Linked DNA regions of Homo sapiens: region 1 is linked to region 2. A link is a loop called in an ENCODE intact Hi-C map of the cell type or tissue named here. Cell type or tissue: Caco-2. All regions are shown on one strand. Each heading gives the region's core, and the rest is flanking DNA. Links, peaks and the distances in the headings are about the cores only.

Region 1 (10,740 bases), core at 1,940-6,939, 65 kb before region 2:
TCCACTTACTGGCCAGAGGCGGTAGCTCACACCTGTAATTCCAGCAATCTGGAAGGCCAGAGGTAGGCGGATCACTTGAGGCCAGGAGTTCAAGAACAGCCTGGCCAACATAGACAAACCCAGTCTTTACTAAAAATACAAAACATTAGTGGGGCATGGTGGAATACATCTGTAATCCCAGCTACTCGGGACGCTGAGGCATGAGAATCACTTGAATTAGTGAGGCAGAGATTGCAGTGAGCCAGGATTGCGCCACTGCATTCCAACCTGGGTGGCAGAGCAAGACTGTCTCAAAAAAAAAAAAAAAAAAGAATCCATATTAATTTTTACCTAAAAAAAAAGCCTACTGTGATTTTAATTAGGACTGCATTAAATAATTAGGGTTATTGAGTCTTCTAATCCATGAACAAGGTTAATCTCTGCATTTACTTAGATCTTTTAAATTTTTTTCAGCGATGTTTCTGAGTTTGCAACATACAGGTCTTCCACATCTTTGGTCAGATTTATTCCTAAGTACTTAATAATTTAGATGCTACTGTGAATGGCATCATTTTATTTTTAATTCAATTATTCATTGCTACTATATAGAAATACAATTGATTTTTACATATTGATCTCATATAATGCAATCCTGCTAAAATCACTTATTAGTTTAGAGCAATTTTGTAGATTCTATCAGACTTTCCACATAATGTATGTGTGAATAAAGACAATTTTTACTTCTTTCTTTCCATTGTAGCTGCCTTTTTTTTCTTTTTCTTGCCTTATTGCACTGGCTAGAACATCCGGTACACTGTTAAGATAAATGGTAACCAAAGATACCCAAATGACCAATAGACAAATATGTTCATCACTGGTCACAGAAGCACTATTCACAATAGCCAAAAGGTGAAAACAACCCAAGTAACCATCAAGAGATGAATGGATTTTTAAAAATGTGATATAAACCTACAATGGAGTATTATTCACCCTTCAAAAAGAATGTAATGCCAACCTATGTTACAAAATAGAAAAACCCTGCTTTGTCTTGCAACTTGGGTATGAGCTCATCCACAGTAAAATAAAGCACCAAGTAGATTCCTAAAGTTCCCAACTCCAGAGGCTAGAGGCCCTAGCTTCTGGACAGCATTTCTAGACCCATCCTAGGCCAAAAGGGAACCCTCCACCCTGAAGGGAAAAACACAAGCCTGGCTAGATTCACAACCCGCTGAATAAAGAGCCCTTGGGCCTTGAATAAACATCAGTGGTAGCCAGGCAATATTACTGTACTGATGAGACTCAGTACTGTGCTGGTTTCAGGTCTAACCCAGCACAGTCCCAGTGGTGGTGGTTGCAGGGGTGCTTGTGTCACTCCTCCCCTCAACTCCAGGTAGCTCAGCATGGAGAGCGATGCCATTTGTTTGGGGGAAAATAAGGAAAGAGAACAAGAGACTGTGCCTGGTAATCCAGGGAATACTGGCTATTACCCAAGACCACTAAGGCCATACAGCTATAAGTCTACAAGAGTCACAGCATTACTGGGCTTAAGGTGCTCCCTAATGTAGATACGGCTATAGAGACCAAGGACTTAGATCAAAACAATCAATTACCTTTGAATACTTGGAAAGCTTTTTCTAGAAGGATGGGTACAAACAAGCCCAGACTGTGAAGACTACCATAAATACCTAACTCTTCAATGCCCAGACATCAACAAACATCCACAAGCATCAAGACCATACAGGAAAACATGACCTCACCAAACAAACTAAATGAGGCACCAGTGACCAATCCTGGAATGACAGACATGTGTGACCTTTCAGACAGACAAAGTCAAAATAGCTGTTTTAAAGAAGCTCAATGAAATTCAAGATAATACAGAGAAGGAATTCAGAATCCTATCAGATGAATTTTAAAAAGAGATTGAAATAATTGTTTAAAATCCAGCAGAAATTCTGGAGCTGAAAAATTCAACTGATAAACAAGAATGAATCAGAGTCTTTCAACAGCAGAATTGATTTAGCAGAATAAAGAAATCATGAGCTTGAAGACACACTATTTGAAAACACAGTCAAGGGGCCGGACACGGTGGCTCAGGCCTGTAATCCCAGCATTTTGGGAGGCCGAGACGGGCAGATCACCCGAGGTCAGGAGTTCGAGACCAGCCTGGCCAACGTGGTGAAACCCTGTCTCTACTAAAAATACAAATTAGCCGGGCATGGTAGCGGGCACCTGTAATTCCAGCTACTCGGGAGGCGAGGCAGGGGAATTGCTTGAACCCGGAAGCAGAGGTTGCAGTGAGCTAAGATCACGCCATTGCACTCCAGCCTCAGCAACAAAAGCGAAACTCCATCTCAAAACAAAAAAGAAAGAAAGAAAGGAAATACAGTCAGAGGAGACAAAATAGTAAAGAATAAAAAAGAATGAAGCACACCTACAAAATCTAGAAAATAGCCTCAAAAGGGAAAATCTAAGAGTTATGGGCCTTAACAAAAAGGTAGAGAGAAGTATGTACCAAGTTTATTCAAAGAGATATACTACAGAGAACTTCCCAAACATAGAGAAAGATATCAATATTCAAGTACAAGAAGGTTATGGAACAGCAAGGAAATTTAACTCAAAACTACCTCCAGACATTTAATTGTCAAACTCCCAAAGGTCAAGAATGAAGAAAGGATTCTAAAAGCAGCAAAAGAAAAACACATAGCATACAAAGGAGCTCTAATGTGTCTGGCAGCACACTTCTCAGTAGAAACTTTACAGGCTAGGAGAGAGTGTATGACATATTTAAAGTACTGAAAAAAAAACAAAACTTTTATCCTGTATTTTCAGTATATCCACTGAAAATATCCTTCAAACATGAAGGAGAAATAAAGACTTTCCCAAACAAACAAAAGCTGAGGGATTTCGTCAACACCAGACCTGTCCTACAGGAAATACTAAAGGGAGTTCTTCAATCTGAAAGAAAAGAACAGTAATGAGCAATGAGAAATTACCTGAAGATACAAAACTCCCTGGTAATAGCAAATACATAGACAAACATATAGAGAATATTAACACCGTAATTCTGGTGTGTAAACTACTCATATCTCAAACAGAAAGAATAAAAGATGAACCTATCAAAAATAATAACTACAACCAGGTGCGGTGGCTCACGCCTGTATTCCCAGAACTCTGGGAGGTGGGGGTAGGCAGATGGCTTGAGCTCAGGCGTTCAATACCAGCCTGGACAACATGGCAAAACCCCGTCTCTACAAAAAATACAAAAATTCGCCAGGTATAGTGGTGCACACCTGGGGTCCCAGCTACTCAGGAGGCTGAGGTGCAGGGATGGCTTAAGCCGGAGAGGTCGAGGCTACAGTGAGCTGAGATTATGCCACTGCACTCCAGCATGGGCGACAGAATAAGACTCTGTACGGGAAAAAAAAAAAATACCCAAAAACCTACAACACATACACAAAACATAAAAGGCAAGACATTAAAACATACCACCAGAAAATAATCACTTTCCCATAAAGGAAGATGGGAAGGAAGGAAGGAAAAGAAGACCAGAAAACAAATAACAAAATGGTAGTAGAAAGTCCTTATCAATAATGACATTGAATGTAAACAGACTAAATTCTCCAATCAAAAGACATACAGAGGCTGAACGGATTTAAACAAGCACAGTCCGACCATCTGCGGCCTACAAGAAACAGGCTGGGCACAGTGGTTCATGCCTACAATCTCAGCACTTTAGGAGGCTGATGCAGGAGGATTGCTAGACCCCAGGAATTTGAGACTAGCCTGGGCAAGATGGTGAGACCCTGTCTCCATAAAAAATAAAGAAAAATTGGCCAGGTGCAGTGTCATGTGCCTGTAGTCCTAGCTACTTGGGAAGCTGAGGTGGGAAGATCCCCTGAGCTCAGGAGTTTCAGGTCACAGTAATCCGTGATCACACCACTGCACTCCAGCCTGGGGGATAAAGTGAGAACCGGTCTCTAAAAAAACAAAAAAACTTTAAGTAAAATTTTTTAAAAAAGAAACACACTTCACCTATAAAGATACACACAGACTAAAAATAAAGGGGTCAAAAAAGATATTCCAGGCAAATGGAAACTGAAAGAGCAGGAGTAGGTATACTTGTATCAGATAAAACAGATTTTAAGATAAAAACCATAAAAAGAGACAAAGAAGGTCATTATATAATAAGGGTGTCAATTCAGCAAGAGGATGTAACATTTATAAATACACATGCACCCAACACTGGAGCACCCAGATATATAAAGTAAACATTATTAGAGCTAAAGAGAGATGGACTCCAACACAGTAATTGCTGGAAACTTCAACATCCCACTTTCAGCACTGGACAGATCTTCCAGACATAAAACTAAGAAACATTTGACTGAATCTGCACTATAGACTAAATGGACCAAACAGATACTTACAGAACATTTCATCTAACGGCTGCAGAATATACACATTCTTCTCCTCAGCATATATAACATCCTCAAGAACAGAGCATCTATTAGGCCACAAAAAGTCTTAAAATTAAAAAAAACAAAACTGAAAGTACGTCAAATAGGTCTCTGACCACGATGTGATAAAAAAGAAATCAGTTTTAGTCATGAAGTCCTTGCCCATACCTATGTCCTGAATGGTACTGCCTAGGTTTTCTTCTAGGGTTTTCATGGTTTTAGGTCTAACATTTAAGTCTTTAATCCATCTTGAATTAATTTTTGTATAAGGTGTAAGGAAGGGATCCAGTTTCAGCCCTCTACATACGGCTAGCCAGTTTTCCCAGCACCATTTATTAAATAAGGAATCCTTTCCCCATTTTTTGTTTTTGTCAGGTTTGTCAAAGATCAGATGGTTGTAGATGTGTGGTATTATTTCTGAGGGCTCTGTTCTGTTCCATTGGTCTATATCTCTGTTTTGGTACCAGTACCATGCTGTTTTGGTTACTGTAGCCTTGTAGTATAGTTTGAAGTCACGTAGCATGATGCCTCCAGCTTTGTTCTTTTGGCTTAGGATTGTCTTGGCAATGCAGCCTGTTTTTTGCAACAAAAGCCAAAATTGACAAATGGGATCTAATTCAACTAAAGAGCTTCTCCATAGCAAAAGAAACTACCATCAGATTGAACAGGCAACCTATAGAACAGGAGAAAATTTTTACAATCTACCCATCTGACAAAGGGCTAATATCCAGAATCTACAAAGAACTTAAACAAATTTACAAGAAAAAATCAAACCACCCCATCAAAAAGTGGGTGAAGGATATGAACAAATACCTCTCAAAAGAAGATATATTTATGCAGCCAACAGACACATGAAAAAATGCTCATCATCACTGGCCATCAGAGAAATGCAAATCAAAACCACAATGGGATACCATCTCACACCAGTTAGAATGACGATCATTAAAAAGTCAGGAAACTACAGGTGCTGGAGAGGATGTGGAGAAATAGGAACACTTTTACACTGTTGGTGGGACTGTAAACTAGTTCAACCATTGTGGAAGACAGTGTGGCGATTCCTCAAGGATCTAGAACTAGAAATACCATTTGACCCAGCCATCCCATTACTGGGTATATACCCAAAGGATTAAAAATCATGCTGCTATAAAGACACACATGCACACATATGTTTACTGTGGCACTATTCACAATAGTAAAGACTTGGAACCAACCCAAATGTCCAACAATGATAGACTGGATTAAGAAAATGTGGCACATATACACCATGGAATACTATGCAGCCATAAAAAAGGTTGAGTTCTTGTCCTTTGTAGTGACATGGATGAAGCTGGAAACCATCATTCTGAACAAACTATCGCAAGGACAGAAAACCAAACACCGCATGTTCTCACTTATAGGTGGGAATTGAACAATAAGAACACTTGGACACAGGGTGGGGAACATCACACACCGGGGCCTGTCGTGGGGTAGGGGGAGGAGGGGTGGATAGCATTAGGAGATATACCTAATGTAAATGATGAGTTAATGGGTACAGCACACCAACATGGCACATGTATACATATGTAACAAACCTGCATGTTGTGCACATGTACCCTAGAACTTAAAGTATAATAAAAAATAAATAAATAAATAAATAAAAATAAAAAAGAAATCAGTAACAAGAGGAACTTTGGGAACTACGTAAACACATGGAAATTAAAGAATATGTTCCTAAATGACCACTGGGTCAATGAAGAGATTCAGAAGGAAAATTTAAAAAATTGGCCGAGCACAGTGGCTTACACCTGTAATCCCAGCATTTTGGGAGAGCAAGGGGGACAGACTGCTTGAGCCCCAGAGTGCGAGACCAGCCTGGACAACATGGTAGAACCTCAACTCTAAAAAAAAATACAGTAACTTAGCCAGGCCTGGTGGTGTAAACCTGTAGTTCCAGCTATTTAGGAGGCTGAGGTGGGAGAATCTCCTGAGCCCAAGAGGTCAAGGTGGCAGTGGCTGTAATTGTGCCACTGCACTCCTGCCTGGGTGACAGAGTGAGACCTTGTCTCAAAAAAAGAAAGAAAATTTTAAAATTTCTTGAAACAAATGAAAATGGAAACACAACATACTAAAACCTACAGGATACAGCAAAAACAGTACTATGAAGAAAGTTTATAGCAAAAGTGCCTACATCAAAAAAGTAGAAAAACTTCAAATAAACAACCTAAAAATGAATCTTAAAGAATTAGAAAAGCAAAAGCAAACCAAACCCAAAATTAGTAGAAGAAAAAGATCACAGCAGAAATAAATCAAATTGAAACAGAAAAAACACAAAAGATGAAAGGAAAAAAAAACTTGGTGTTTTGAAAAGATAAACAAAATGGACAAACCTTTAGCCAGACTAAGAAAAAAAGAGAGAAGGCTCAAATAAATAAGATCAGAGATGAGACATTACAAGCAATACCACAGAAATTCAAAAGATCATTAGAAACTACTGGCCAGGCATGGTGGCTAACGCCTGTAATCCCAGCACTTTGAGAGGCCAAAGCAGGCGGATCACTTGAGGTGAGGAGTTCAAGACCAGCCTGGCCAACATAGTGAAACCCCATCTCCACTAAAAATACAAAAATTAGCCAGGCATGGTGGCAGGCACCTGTAATCCCAGCTATTTAAGAGGCTGAGGCAGGAGAATCACTTGAACCTGGGAGGTGGAGGTTGTAGTGAGCCGAAATTGCGCCACTGCATTCTGCACTCTAGCCTGGATAACAGGGTGAGACTCCGTCTCAAAAAAAAAAAAGGAACTACTATGAGCAACTATATACCAATAAACTGGAAAACGTAGAAGAAACTGCTAAATTCCTAGAAACATACAACCTACCAAAACCGAACCATACTGACATCCAAAACCTGAAAAGACCAACAACAAAATGAGATTGAAGCAGTAGTAAGAAGTCTCCCAGCCAAGAAAAGCCCAGGACCTAATGGCTTCACTGCTGAATTTTACCAAAGATTTAAAGAACTAATACCATTCCTACTCAAATTATTCTGAAAAACAGTGAACAGAATACTTCCAAACTTATTCTGTAAGGCCAGTATGAACCTGTTACCAAAACCAGACAAAGACACATCAAAGAAAGAAAATTGGCCAGGCGCAGTGGCTCACACCTGTAATTCCAGCACTTTGGGAGGCCAAGGCGGGCAGATCACCTGAGGTCAGGAGTTCGAGACCAGCCTGGCCAACATGGTGAAATCCTGTCTCTACCAAAAATACAAAAAAAATTTAGCCGGGCGTGGTGGTGGGCGCCTGTAGTCCCCAGCTACTCGGGAGGCTGAGGCAAGAAAATCGCTTGAACCCGGAAGGCAGAGGTTGCAGCAAGCCCAGATCGTGCCATTGCACTTCAGCCTGGGTGACAAGAGCGAGATTCTGTCTTAAAAAAAAAAAAAATGGGAAGAAAATTACAGGCCACTATCTCCAATGAACATTGATGCAAAATTCCTCAACAAAACAATAGCAAACCTAATTCAAGACCAGCTTGGCCAACAGGGTGAAACCTTGTTTCTACTAAAAACACAAAAAAATTAGCAGGGCACGGTGGCGCACGCCTGTAATCCCAGCTCCTTGGGAGGCTGAGGCAGGAAAATTGCTTGAACCCAGGAGGCAGAGGTTGCAGTGAGCCGAGATCATGCCATTGCACTCTAGCCTGGGTGACAAGAGTGAAACTCTGTCTCAAAAAAACAAATAAACAAACAAACAAAAAACAACAAGCAAACCAAATTCAACAACGTATTAAAAAGATTATTCAACATGACCCTGTGGGATTTAAACCAGGGAGACAAGGATAGTTCCAAATAAACAAATCGATCAATGTGATACAGCCTATCAACAGAATAAAAGACAAAAACCATATGATCATTTCAATTGATGTTGAAAAAGCATTTGATAAAACTCAATATCCTTTCATGACAAAAACTCTCAAAAATTGGTTATAGAAGGAACATACCTTAACACAGTAAGAGCTATATACAACAGACCCATAACAGACTGTTTTCCCCATTTAGTATTATATTAAAAGCCTTCCTCTAAGATATGAAACACAACAAGGATGCCCACTTTCAATACTGTTATTCAACATAGTACTGAAAGTCCTAGCTAGAGCGATTACATAAGGAAGAAATAAAGACATCCAAATTGGAAAGGAACTAGTCAAATTACTCTTATTTATAAATGATATGAGGCCAGGCATGGTGGCTCACACCTGTAATCCCAGCACTTTGGGAGGCCAAGGCAGGTGGATCACTTGAGGTCAGGAGTTTGAGACCAGCCTGGCCAACATGGTGAAACCCCATCTCTACCAAAAAATACAAAAATGTAGCCAGGAGCAGTGGCTCACACCTGTAATCCCAGCACTCTGGGAGGCCGAGGCAGATGGATCACTTGAGGCCAGGAATTAAAGACCAGTCTGGCCGATATGGCAAAACCCCATCTCTACTAAAAATACAAAAATTAGCTGGGTGTGGGAGTGCACACCTGTAGTCCCAGCTACTTGGGAGGCTGAAGCATGAGAATCATGTGAACCTGGGAGGTGGGGGTTGCAGAGAGCCGAGATAGCACCACTACACTCCAGCCTGGGTGACTGTCTCAAAAAAAAAAAAAGATATGATATATTTGGAAAAATGTAAAGACTCCACCAAAAACTATGAAAACTAATACATTCAGCCAGGCACAGAGGCTCACGCCTCTAATCCCAGCACTCTGGGAGGCTGAGGTGGGTGGATCACCTGAGGTCAGGAGTTCAAGACCAGCCTGGCCAACATGGTGAAACCCCCATCTCTACTAAAAATACAAAAATTAGCCAGGCATGCTGGCACACGCCTGTAGTGCCAACTACTCTGGAGGCTGAGGTCGAAGAATCCCCTGAACTCAGGAGGTGGAGGTTGCAGTAAGCTGAGATCACACCACTGCACTCCAGCCTGGGCGACAGAACAAGACTTGTCTCAAAAAAAAAAAAAAAAAAAAAAAAAAAAAGAACTAATAAATTCACTAAAGTTTCAGGATATAAAATCAATATACAAAAATCAGTAAAAATCAGTATTTCCATATGTCAACAATGACCCATCTGAAAAAGAAATGAAAACAGTACTCCCATTTACAGTATCTACAAATAAAATAAAGTACTTAATAAGTTAACCTAAGTTAAGGTTAACCTAATAATCAAAGAAGTAAAAAATTGCTACAACTAAAACAATAAATAATTGATGCAAGAAATTAAAGAGAACACACACACAAAAAACGGAAAGAGACCAGGCATGGTGGCTCATGTCTGTATCCCAGCATGTTGGAAAGCCAAGGTGGGAAGACTGCTTGAGTGAGCCAATGGGTCCAAGCTGGGCAACATAGCAAGAAGTTGTCTCTAAGAGTAAAAAAAAAAAAATTAGCCCGGCCTGGTGGGATTCACTTGTAGTCCTCAGGTACTGAGGAGGCTGAGGCGAGAAGATCTCTTGAGCCTAGGAGGTCAAGACTGCAGTGAGCCGTGATTGTGCCACTGTACTCCAGCCTGTACAATAGTGTGAGACCCTATCTCCAAAAAAAAGGAAAAAGATATTCCATGTCCATGGATTGAAAGACTCAAAGTTGTTTAAAAAAAAAAAAAAGTCCATACTACACAATCTACAGATTAAATGCAATCCCTATCAAAATACCAATGACATTTTCCACAGAAATAGAAAAATAAATCCTAAAATTTATATGGAGCCACAAAAGACCCAGAATAGTCAAAGCTATTCTGAGCAAAAACAAAACTGGAAGAATCACATTATCTGACTTCAAATTATACTAGAGCTATAGTAGCCAAACAGCATGTCAGTGGCATTAAAATAAGACACAGAGACCAATGGAACACAATAGAGAACCCAGAAATAAATCCATACATCTACAACGAACTTATTTTTGACAAAGGTGGTAGGAACAGACATTGAGGAAAGGACAGTCTCTTTAACAAATATTGCTGGGAAAACTAGATATCAATATGCAGAAGAAGGAAACTAGATCCCTATTTCTCACCATATACAAAAATCAAATCAAGACAAATACTTAAGTCTAAAACCTCAAACCATGAAACTACTACAAGAAAATATTGGGGATACTCTCCAGGACACTGGTCTGGGGAAAGATCTCTTTCTTTTTTCTTTTTGAGACAGGGTCTCACTCTGTCATCCAGACCGGATTTCTTGATTACGACCCCAAAAGCATAGGTAACCAAAGCAAAAATAGGTAAATAGGATCACATCAAGTTAAAATGCTTCTGCACAGCAAAGGAAACAATCAACAAAG
Region 2 (10,740 bases), core at 3,332-8,331:
TCCACCTCCCAGGTTCAAGCATTTCTCCTGCCTCAGCCTCCTGGGTAGCTGGTATTACAAGCATGCGCCACCACCTCCGGCTAATTTTTGTATTTTATTGGAGACGGGGTTTCACCATGTTGGCCAGGCTGATCTCGAACTCCTGACCTCAGGTGATCCACCCACCTCAGCCTCCCAAAGTGCTGGGATTACAGGCATGAGCCACCGCGCCCACCTAATGTCAAATTATTAACACTGATATCATGGGCCCAGAGCTGTTTGAGTTACTTAATATCTGACTATTTGGGAATATCAATATAATGCTGTCTTTCTGGAAATGCAAATACTTTGCTACAATTTGAGAAGATTTTTACCCCAGATAGATTTCCCGCCAGCTTGCAACAGTGCCTGAAATTCCACAAGAAATATTCATATCTTTTTGTCTTGAAAGGAACTCAAGCTAGCTATTAAAATGTATTCGTGTGTGTGTGTGTGTGTGTGTGTGTGTGTGTGTGTGTGTGTGTGTGTTTTAAAAGGTTAACAATAATTTTCTGGAGAGAATGGATATAATGGTTATTTTTATATTCTTCATACTTTAACCTATTTTAAAATTTTTCTACAGGAAAGATATACACTTCTATTATCAGAAAAAAAATGCTATAGCAATTTTTATGAGGCCAGGTGTGGTGGCTCACACCTGTAATCCCAACACTTTAGGAGGCTGATTGCTTAAGGCCAGGAGTTTGATACAAGCCTGGGCAACATAGCACGACTCTGCCTCTACAAAATAAAACTAAAAAAAAATTATACACTCAAAGATGAGAAAAATCTAAAGCCATTATCAGATAGCAGCTTATTGAATGTATATTTCTCAAACCTTTTATGTTAATGCTAGGCAGCTAGAACCCAGACCTTTTCAGAAATTCGCATAAGATCCCAAAAGGAAGTAAATCCTCATATTGATAATGTTCTTGTTCTTAAGCAGAGTGTTTATTCTATTATATTTAACAACACATTCTTTTGTATGTATCAAATATTACACTCAAATTTTTCTTTTTTTTAATCCTGAAAGGGCCAAAGATAAACTTCCTGTTTCCCCAGTATTTGCCCAAGCCTCCCATGGCAGGACTCACATACAGGGCCTTTTTTACAGCTAATGCTGCTATAAGTAGCATTTCTAAAAGCATTTCAGAAACTATGCCGGGCACAGTGGCTCACACTTGTAATCCCAGCTCTTTGCAGGCTGAGGCAAGAGTGTGGCTTGAGCTCAGGAGTTTGAGGCCACAGTGAGCTATGATCATGCCACTGCACTCCAGCTTAGGTGACAGAGCAAGACCCTTTCTGTAAAAATAAAAAGTATTTGAGAAACTGGAACAGATAAGACAGACCAATATTACGCTCAAGTTTTCCTCATATTATGGTAAAGTTGAAATTATTGAACTAGGCTGGGCATAGTGGCTAACACCTGTAACCCTAAGAACTTTGCAAGACTAAGGCAGGAGGATTGCTTGAGCCCAGGAGTTCAAGGCCAGCCTGGGCAGCATAGTGATAATCTGTCCCTAAAAAAAAATAATAATAACCATACCTGGCCAACATCGTGAAACCATGTCTCTACTAAAATACAAAAATTAGCTGGGTTTTTTGGTGCATGCCTGTAATCCCAACTACTTGGGAGGTTAAGGCAGAAGAATCACTTGAACCCGGGAGGCAGAGGTTGGAGTGAGCTGAGATTGCCCCACTGCACTCCAGCCTGGGTGACAGAGTGAAACTTCTTTTCTGAAACTGTCTCAAAAAAATAAAAATTAAAAGGCCAGGCGCGGTGGCCTACGCCTGTAATCCCAGCATTTTGGGAGGCCAAGGCGGGCAGATCACAAGGTCAGGAGATCGAGACCATCCTGGCTAATATGGTGAAACCACATCTCTACTAAAAATATAAAAAATTAGCCAGGTGTGGTGGCAGGCGCCTGTAGTCCCAGCTACTCGGGAGGCTGAGGCAGGAGAATGGCGTGAACCCAGGAGGCGGAGGTTGCAGTGAGCCGAGATCGAGCCACTGCACTCCAGCCTGGGCGACAGAGCGAGACTCCATCTCAAAATAAATAAAATTAAATTAAAATTAAAAAATAAATATTAAAATTCAATGTAAAACAATTAAGTTATGATGATAAACATCATACGATATCAACTCACACAAGATTCATGGTCCTTTTCAATGTCAGGTAAATTCATCCTTGATTTCATGAAAATCCAGGGATTAAAGCAGAGTAGTTTCATCTAAGTGCAGCTAATGTCTATTCCATTTTCAGGTATGTCCGTGGAGAACATACCTGAAAATGATATGTTCATGGAGAATCAACTTGCCTTTCATTCACTTCAACTTGTCTTTCATTCAAATATTCAGATATTTCATTTCAGATATTTCCTGAGCCATATGTTAGGTGCATGCCAAATTCATGCTGGGGATATTGTGTTGAACAAACCAGGCATGGTTCCTGCCCTCACGGAGTTTACAGCCTAGTGTGGTCCTAGCATACCGCCATGCCAATAATGTGCAGTTGTTTTTCTTTTTTTCCAGAAGGATCTCACTCTGTTGCCTACGCTAGAGTGCAGTGGTGCAATCATAGCTCACTGCAGCCTCCAACTGCTCGCTCAAGCAATCCTCTTACCTCAGCCTCCCAAGTAGCTGGGACTACAGGCATGTGCCACCATAATCAGCTGATTTTTTAAAAATTTTTTTGTAGAAACAGGACCTCACTTTGTTTTCTGGGATGGTCTTTTATTATTATTATTATTATTATTGTTTTTTTTTTTTTTTTTGAGATGGAGTCTTGCTCTGTTGCCAGGCTGGAGTGCAATGGCGTGATCTCGGCTCACTGCAGTCTCCACCTCCTGGGTTCAAGCGATTCCCCTGCCTCAGCCTCCCAAGTAGCTGGGATTAAAGGTGCATGCCACCATGCCCGGCTAATTTTTTTTTTGTATTTTAGTAGAGACGGGGTTTCACCATGTTGGCCAGGATGGCCTCGATCTCCTGACCTCATGATCCACCTGCCTCGGCCTCCCAAAGTGCTGGGATTATGGGCGTGAGCCACCGCGCCCAGCCTTTGGGCTGGTCTTGAACTCAGGGCCTGAAGTGATCCTCTTACCTCCCCTCCCAAAGTGTTGGGATTACAGGTGTGAGTAACCATGCCTGGACCTTTTTTTTTTTTTTTTTTTTTTTTTTTTAAGATACAGGTAGGGCCAGGGCTGGGCCCAGTGGCTCACTTCTATAATCCCAGCTATTTGGGAAGCCCAGGAGGGTGGATGGCTTGGGCTCAGGAATTCGAGACCAGCCCAGGCAACATGGCAAAACTCCATCTCTACTAAAACTACAAAAATTAGCCAGGCATGGTGGCCTGTACCTGTAGTCCCAGCCATTCAGGAAGCTAAGGTAGTAGGATCACTTGAGCCTAGGAGGCGGAGGTTGCAGTGAGCCAAGATCATGCCACTGCACTCCAGCCTGGGTGCAGAGCCAGACTCTGTCTCACGAAAAAATAAAAATAAAAAAAATAAGGAGGCTGGGCACGGTGGCTCACTCCTGTAATCTCAGCACTTTGGGAGGCCAAGGTGGGCCGATCACTTGAGTCCGGGAGTTCAAGACCAGCCTTGAAGACCAGCCTGGGCAACATGGTAAAACCCTGTATCTACTAAAAAATAAATAATATTAATAAATAAAATAAAATAAAGATATAATTAACAGCTAGGCGCAGTGGCTCAGGCCTGTAATTCCAGCACTGTGGGAGGCCAAGGCAGGAAAATCTCTTGAAGCCAGGACTTGGAGACCAGCCTGAGCAACATGGTGAGACTCCATCTCTACCAAAAATATACAGAAATTAGGCGGGCATGGTGGCATGGCACTTGTGGTGCCAGCTACTCTGGAGACTGAAGTGAAGGATCGCTTGAGCCCTGGAGGTGGAGATTGCAGTAAGTGGAGATTGCACCACTGCACTGCACTGCACCACTGCACTGTTGTCTGAGCAACAGAGGGAGACCCTCTTTAAAAAAAAATGCTGGAACTCATAGATACAATGGATTGAGTGCTCAGGGTTTTCCCTAATCACTAGGTAAAACCAGCATGGTTGATGTCTTTGTGAAGGTACTTTTCCAGCTACACCCAAGCTTTAATGCACAGGCAATCACCAGGAATCTTGGTAAAATGCAGACTGTGATCAGTAGGTGTGTGTTGGATCTGAGATTTTGCGTTTCTTTTCTTTCTTTCTCTCTTTCTTTCTTTCTTTCTCTTTCTTTCTTTCTTTTTTTGATGGAGTCTCGCTCTTGCACCCAGGCTGGAGTGCAGTGGCGCAATCTCGGCTCACTGCAAGCTCTGCCTCCCGGGTTCACACCATTCTCCTGCCTCAGCCTCCTGCGTAGCTGGGACTGCAGGCGCCTGCCACCGTGCCTGGCTAATTTTTTGTATTTTTAGTAGAGACGGGGTTTCACCATGTTAGCCAGGATGGTCTCGATCTCCTGACCTCGTGATCCGCCCACCTTGGCCTCTCAAAGTGCTGGGGTTACAGGCGTGAGCCACCACGCCTGGCCTCTTTCTTTTTTTGAGAAGTAGTCTCACTCTGTCACCCAGGCTGGAGTGCAGTGGCACCATCTTGGCTCACTGCAACCTCCGTCTCCTGGGTTCAAGCAATTATCCTGCCTCAGCCTCCTGAGTAGCTGGGATTACAGGTGTGCGCCACCATGCCCGGCTAATGTTTTTTGTATTTTGAGTAGAGATGGGGTTTCGTGATGTTGGCAAGGCTGGTCTTGAACTCTTGACCTCAGGTGATCCACCCACCTTGGCCTTCCAAAGTGCTGGAATTACAGACATTAGCCACCACGCCTGGCCAGATTTTGCATTTCTAATAAACTCACAGATGCTGCCTGTGCTGATGGTCCACTGATCCCATTTTGAGTGCAAGGAGTTAGACTATGTCATCAGGAGAATATCAGCTGAGGCTCCTTCAGGTGTTTCTGTGTGAGGGCTGTCCTGTCCTCCATATAGTATATAGCTTCTCCCCACCTTGGCCAGCACAATCTCTGTTCCACCCAGCCCCCAGCTCTTTAACAGGTTTTACACACACACACACACGCCCGCATGCGCACACACACATATGTATTTTGTTTGTTTTTGAGACAGGGTCTTGCTCTGTCGTCAGGCTGGAGTGCAGTGGTGTGATCACAGCTCACTGCAGTCTCAACCTCCCAGGATCAAACCATCCTCCCACCTCAGCCTCCCGAGGAGCTGGGACTAGAGGTGCATGCCACTATGCCTAGCTAATTTTTGTTTTGTTTTGTTTTTGAGAAGGAGCTTCACTCTTTTTGCCCAGGCTGGAGTACAATGGTGCAATCTCAGCTCAATGCAACCTCCACCTCCTGGGTTCAAGCGATTCTCTCTGCCTCAGCCTCCCAAGTAGCTGGGATTAAAGGCGCCTGCCACCACGCCCGGCTAATTTTTTGTATTTTTAGTAGAGATGGAGTTTCACCATGTTGGCCAGGCCAGTCTCGAACTCCTGACCTCACGTGATCCTACCCGCCTCGGCCTCCCAAAGTGCTGGGGTTACAGGCCTGAGCCACCGTGCCCAGCTGTGCCCAGCTAATTTTTAAATTGTTTGGACAGACAGATGCAGGGGGGCGGGTCTCCCTATGTTGCCTAGGCTGGTCTCTAGCTCCTGGCTTCAAGCCTCACTGTGGCTCCCAAAGTGCTGGGATTACAGGCAGGAGCCATTGTGCCCCGCCTTCAACGGGTTTCTTGTTCTGAGATCTGAGGGTGTTTGCCGGACCCACAGCTGCCTGACCCAGGGCCTGTTTCCTATCTCAGGAGGGGCCTTTGTGCTACTTCTCCTTGAGATGCTACTCCCTCCCATCCCCCAGGAAGTGATATATGGCCTCTCCTCCCTTTTGCAGGGATACTTGGCAACCAGACCCTTTGTGTATTTATGGCCCATTAACAAACTTTATCTAAGAGATAAGAAAGATCGTGAAAACCAGCTGCCCTTTGTTCAGATCATTTCACTTTGAAATAAGACTTACCCCTCTCTATTTTTAGTCTGCTGTTTATTTTGTAGGTTTGGATAAGGTGATTATAGCCCAAGGCTTGTTTTGATCTTTGTTCCTTAAGCTCTGGGGTGATTGGTAAACATTTTAGAAGCCAGTGGCTACTAGCTTTTATTTTAGCTTTTTCAGGATCATAGAATTGTAGACTTCGACCGTAGAAAAGGGCTTTCAAGGAGTTGTAGCTTAGCCCCCTTTATCTGACAAATAGGAAACAGGAGTTTTCTGTCAGGAGCCCATGGAGTTTCTGTACCTTACCAAAGACTACACAATTTAGGGCCAACTGGGCTGCTAGAGTCCCTCAGACCTTTTAAACTGTGCTCCAAGGAGCTGCTTAGACCTGCCTGCCCTGATATGTTTGTGTTTGGAGGAGTGGAGATAAAGGAGTACCTCAAGCAAAGCAGCGCCATTCATAACACTTTCATCCATTTCACATCCATTTCATACAATCTAAGATTTTAGAACTTGGATTTTATTTGAACAATGAGCTTTATATCTTAAAAAATTAATCATTTTATTTCACCTTGATGTCTGCAAATTAGTCTTTATTAAATATCTGTAGTTTAAGAGTCACATTTTTCTATTCTCATTTTACATGCAGAGTTTGAGCCAGAGCTAAAATTCTGTATCTGTGGAAAAGCTAAAGAAAGGAAGTCTGACACTTAGAACATTTAAATACAATATTTAAATACCCATTTTATCTTAGGCAGGAACTCATATTGTAAAGATATGTCTTCCATTTAGAAAGATAGAACATGCATCATCTTATCTAGTCACTGTTAGCATTTTTATGATACTTTTCCAACTCTTATATTGAAAGTTATACCCATTGATTTTCACCCAAGCCTTGGGAAATTAAAAACCCTTGTTGAGATACAATTTACTTAACACATAATTCTCCAATTTAAGCTGTACAATTCAATGTCTTTTAGCCTATTCACAGACTTGTGCAGCTATCTCCACTATCTAAATCCAGAACATTATCATCATTCCAAAAAGAAACCCTGTTGGCTGGGCGTGGTGGCTTATGCCTGTAATCCCAGCACTTTGGGAGGCCGAGGCAGGCAGATCATGAGGTCAGGAGATGGAGACCATACTGGCTAACACGGTGAAACCCCACCTCTACTAAAAATACAAAAATTGGCCGGGCGCGGTAGAACGCACCTGTAGTCCCAGCTACTCAGGAGGCTGATGTAGGAGAATCGCTTGAACTGGGGAGGCAGAGGTTGTAGTGAGCCGAGATCACGCTGCTGCACTCCATCTCAAAAAAAAAAAAAGGATGCTTCAAGATGAAGCTGAACATCTCCTTCCCAGCCACTGGCTGCCAGAAACTCATTGAAATGGATGATGAATGCAAACTTCGTACTTTTTATGAGAAACGTACGGCCACAAAAGTTGCTGCTGACACACTGGGTGAAGAATGGAAGGGTTATGTGGTCCGAATCAGTGGTGGGAACGACAAATAAGGTTTCCCCATGAAGCAGGGTGTCTTGACCCATGGCCATGTCCACCTGCTACTGAGTAAGGGGCATTCCTGTTACAGACCAAGGAGAACTGGAGAAAGGAAGGGAAAATCAGTTCATGGTTGCATTGTGGTTGCCAATCTGAGCATTCTCAACTTGGTTATTGTAAAAAAAGGAGAGAAGGATATTCCTGGACTGACTGATACTATGGTGCCTCATCACCTGGGACCCAAAAGAGCTAGCAGAATCCATAAACTTTTCAATCTCTCTAAAGAAAGCCCTTAAAGAAGGTAAGAAACCTAGGACCAAAGCACCCAAGATTCAGCGTCTTGTTACTCCATGTGTCCTGCAGCACAAACGGCGGTGTATTGCTCTGAAGAAGCAGCATACTAAGAAAAATAAGGAAGACGCTGCAGAATATGCTAAGCTTTTGGCAAGAGAATGAAGGAGGCTAAGGAAAAGCGCCAGGAACAAATTGTGAAGAGACGCAGACTTTCCTCTCTGCGAGCTTCTACTTCTAAGTGAGTAAAAAATAAATAAGATCAGACTCACAAAAAAAAAAAAGAAAAAAGAAAAAGAAAAGAAACCCTGTTACTCCCATTGCCCTCTTCTCGGCCCCTGGCAATCACTAATCTCCTTCTTATATCTATAGATTGCTTATACTGGATATTTTATTTAAATGAAATCATACAATATGTGGCCTTTTGTGTCTGGCTTCTTTCACATGTGTAATGTTTTCAAGTTTCATCCATGTTGTAGCATGTATCAGTACTCTTTATGCCTGGATAGTAACTCATTGTATGGCTATTCCACGTTTTGTTTATTCATTCATTATTTGATGGAAATTTGAGTGTTTTCCACCTTTTGGCCATTATAAATGATACTGCTATGATCAATGATATATAAGAATTTGGCCAGGCAGGGTAGCTCAAGCCTGTAATCTCAGCACTTTGGGAGGCTGAGGTGGGCGGATCACTTGAGCTCAGGAGTTGAAGACCAGCCTGGCCAACATGGTGAAACCCCATCTCTACTAAAAATACAAAAACTAGCTGGGCAAGGAGGCGGGTACCTGTAATCTTAGCTACTCGGGAGGCTGAGGCAGAAGAATCGTTTGAATGCAGGAGGTGGAGGTTGCAGTGAGCTGAGATTGCACCATTGCACTCCAGCCTAGGCAACAGAGCAAGACTCTGTCTCGAAAAACAGAATTTGAGTACTTGTTTTTAATTCTTTTGGATATATACCTAGGAGTAGAATTTCTGGGTCATATGTTAATTCTGTGTTTTAACTTCTGAAGGAACCACCAAATAGTTTTCCACAAAGGCTGTACCATCCTACATTTCTTCTAGCAATGTACAAGAGTTCCAACTTTTCCATATCCTCACCATTTATATATCTACACTATAAAAAGAACAGCCTTATTAGATATATGATTTGCATATATTTTCTCCCATTCTGTGATTTGGCTTTTCATTTTCTCGATGGTGTCCTTGGAAGGAAAAAGTTTTATATTTCGGTGATGTTCAATATGTAGAATAAAATTTACAGGAGGCCATTGAGTTGGACTGAGTTCCTGCCCTAGGCCTAACAGACCCCACCAAAATGGAGTTACTTATGCTGAAATTGCATGTCATGTCACTAAGTCAAAACTAAGATCTTTATCTGACCTTCTGAGAAATCAGGAGAGAGAGAGAGAGAATAGCCAAATCCTCAAACAGGCCAGTTTTAGCTGGCATGATAAGGAAATCCCCTCTGCCTCTCTATAAAAGCTATCTCTGGCATGATAAGGAAGTCCTCTCTGCCTGTTTATAAAAGCAATCTCTTCTGCTTTGTTCATTGGAAGACTCATTCTGTTTTATAGAATGATATATTGCCTGAGTTTAGAATCACAAATAAGTAACAATTAAGATTTTTAAACTTAATGTGTTGTAATTTTGTCTTTTGACAAATATATTCATTTGTTCTTTTGTTGTTTGTGCTTTTGATGTCATATCCCAGAAACCATTGTCTAATGAAAGCTCCTGAATACGTACACATAAGTTTTCTTTTAAAACTCTAATAGTTTTTGCTCTTACATTTGGGTGTATGGTCCATTTTGATTTTATTTATTTGGGTTTTTTTTAGATAGGATCTTGCTCAACTGCCCAGGCTTCAGTGCAATGGCACAATCATGGCAGTTGGCTCACTGCAACTTCCAAAACTCTTAGGCTCAAGCAATCCTCCTGTCTCAGCCTCCTGAATAGCTAGGACTACAGATGCTCGCCACCACACATGGCTAATTTTTACAATTTTGTAAGAGACAGGGTATTTGTGTGTGTGTGTTGGTGTGACAGGGTCTTGCTCTGTTGCCCAGGCTGGAGTGCTGTGGCATGATCAGCTTGCTGGACTCAAGTGATCCTTCCATCTTAGGCTCCTGAGTAGCTGGAACTACAGACACACACCACCATGCCCAGGTAATATTTTTATTTTTAGTACGGACGAAGTCTCACTATATTGTTCAGGCTGGTCTTGAACTCCTGGGCTCAAGCAATCTTCCCACCTCAGCCTCCCAAAGGGCTAGGATTACAGGACAAAGCCACTATGCCTAGCCTGGAGTTAATTTTTGTATGTGAAGTGAGCTAGGGTTCCAACTTCATTTTTTTTTTTTCATGTGGCATCCACTTGTTTCAGCATTATTTGTTGAAAAGATAGTTTATATGGGTCAAGTTTGAGGACTGCAACCTGGGACCTTTAATTAAGTTGCCTTGAATATATGCCATGATCAGCAGCAGTCACAGGTGAATTTTTTTTTTTTTTTTTTTGAGAAGGAGTCTCGCTCTGTTGCCCAGGCTGGAGTCCAGTGGCACGATCTTGGCTCACTGCAAGCTCCGTATCCCGGGTTCACACCATTCTCTTGCCTCAGCCTCCCGAGTAGCTGGGAGTACAGGCACCCGCCACCACGCCTGGCTAATTTTTTTGTATTTTTAGTAGAGACAGGGTTTCACTGTGTTAGCCAGGATGGTCTCGATCTCCTGACCTCGTGATCTGCCTGCCTCGGCCTCCCAAACTGCTGGGATTACAGGTGTGAGCCACCATGCCCAGCCTACAAGTGAATTTTTAAAGAAAAAAAGAAGAGGTAGTTCCTAAGTTGTTTACCAAGAATTTACCATAAAATAACATAAACTATTAATTGGCTATGCGTTGACTTTTCTTTTTAATTTAATTAAATTCTATTTTATTTTATTTT

Evidence for each region. Hi-C counts contacts between places; a loop is a spot of excess contacts. Peaks named below come from ENCODE experiments on the same cell type or tissue, not always from the same donor. Only the 100,000 strongest peaks of a DNase experiment are listed, where the experiment ranks them.
Region 1: a loop joins it to region 2, with 3 times the contacts of the local background. A loop is called at or near these places in 1 of 110 quality-filtered maps.

Annotation. Positions count from the first base shown.
Region 1 is chr9:19,260,772-19,271,511 of GRCh38, reverse strand. The region is part of intron 1 of DENND4C (DENN domain containing 4C); the gene reads right to left. Among named protein-coding and RNA genes, the nearest start is that of DENND4C, 35 kb to the right of the region's middle. In Caco-2, for the core only: no CTCF peak of the experiment used is centred there; no DNase peak of the experiment used is centred there.
Region 2 is chr9:19,197,650-19,208,389 of GRCh38, reverse strand. It overlaps the pseudogene RPS6P10. Among named protein-coding and RNA genes, the nearest start is that of DENND4C, 28 kb to the left of the region's middle. RefSeq lists an enhancer at 5,426-5,944. In Caco-2, for the core only: no CTCF peak of the experiment used is centred there; DNase peaks (open chromatin) are centred at 5,829 and 6,369.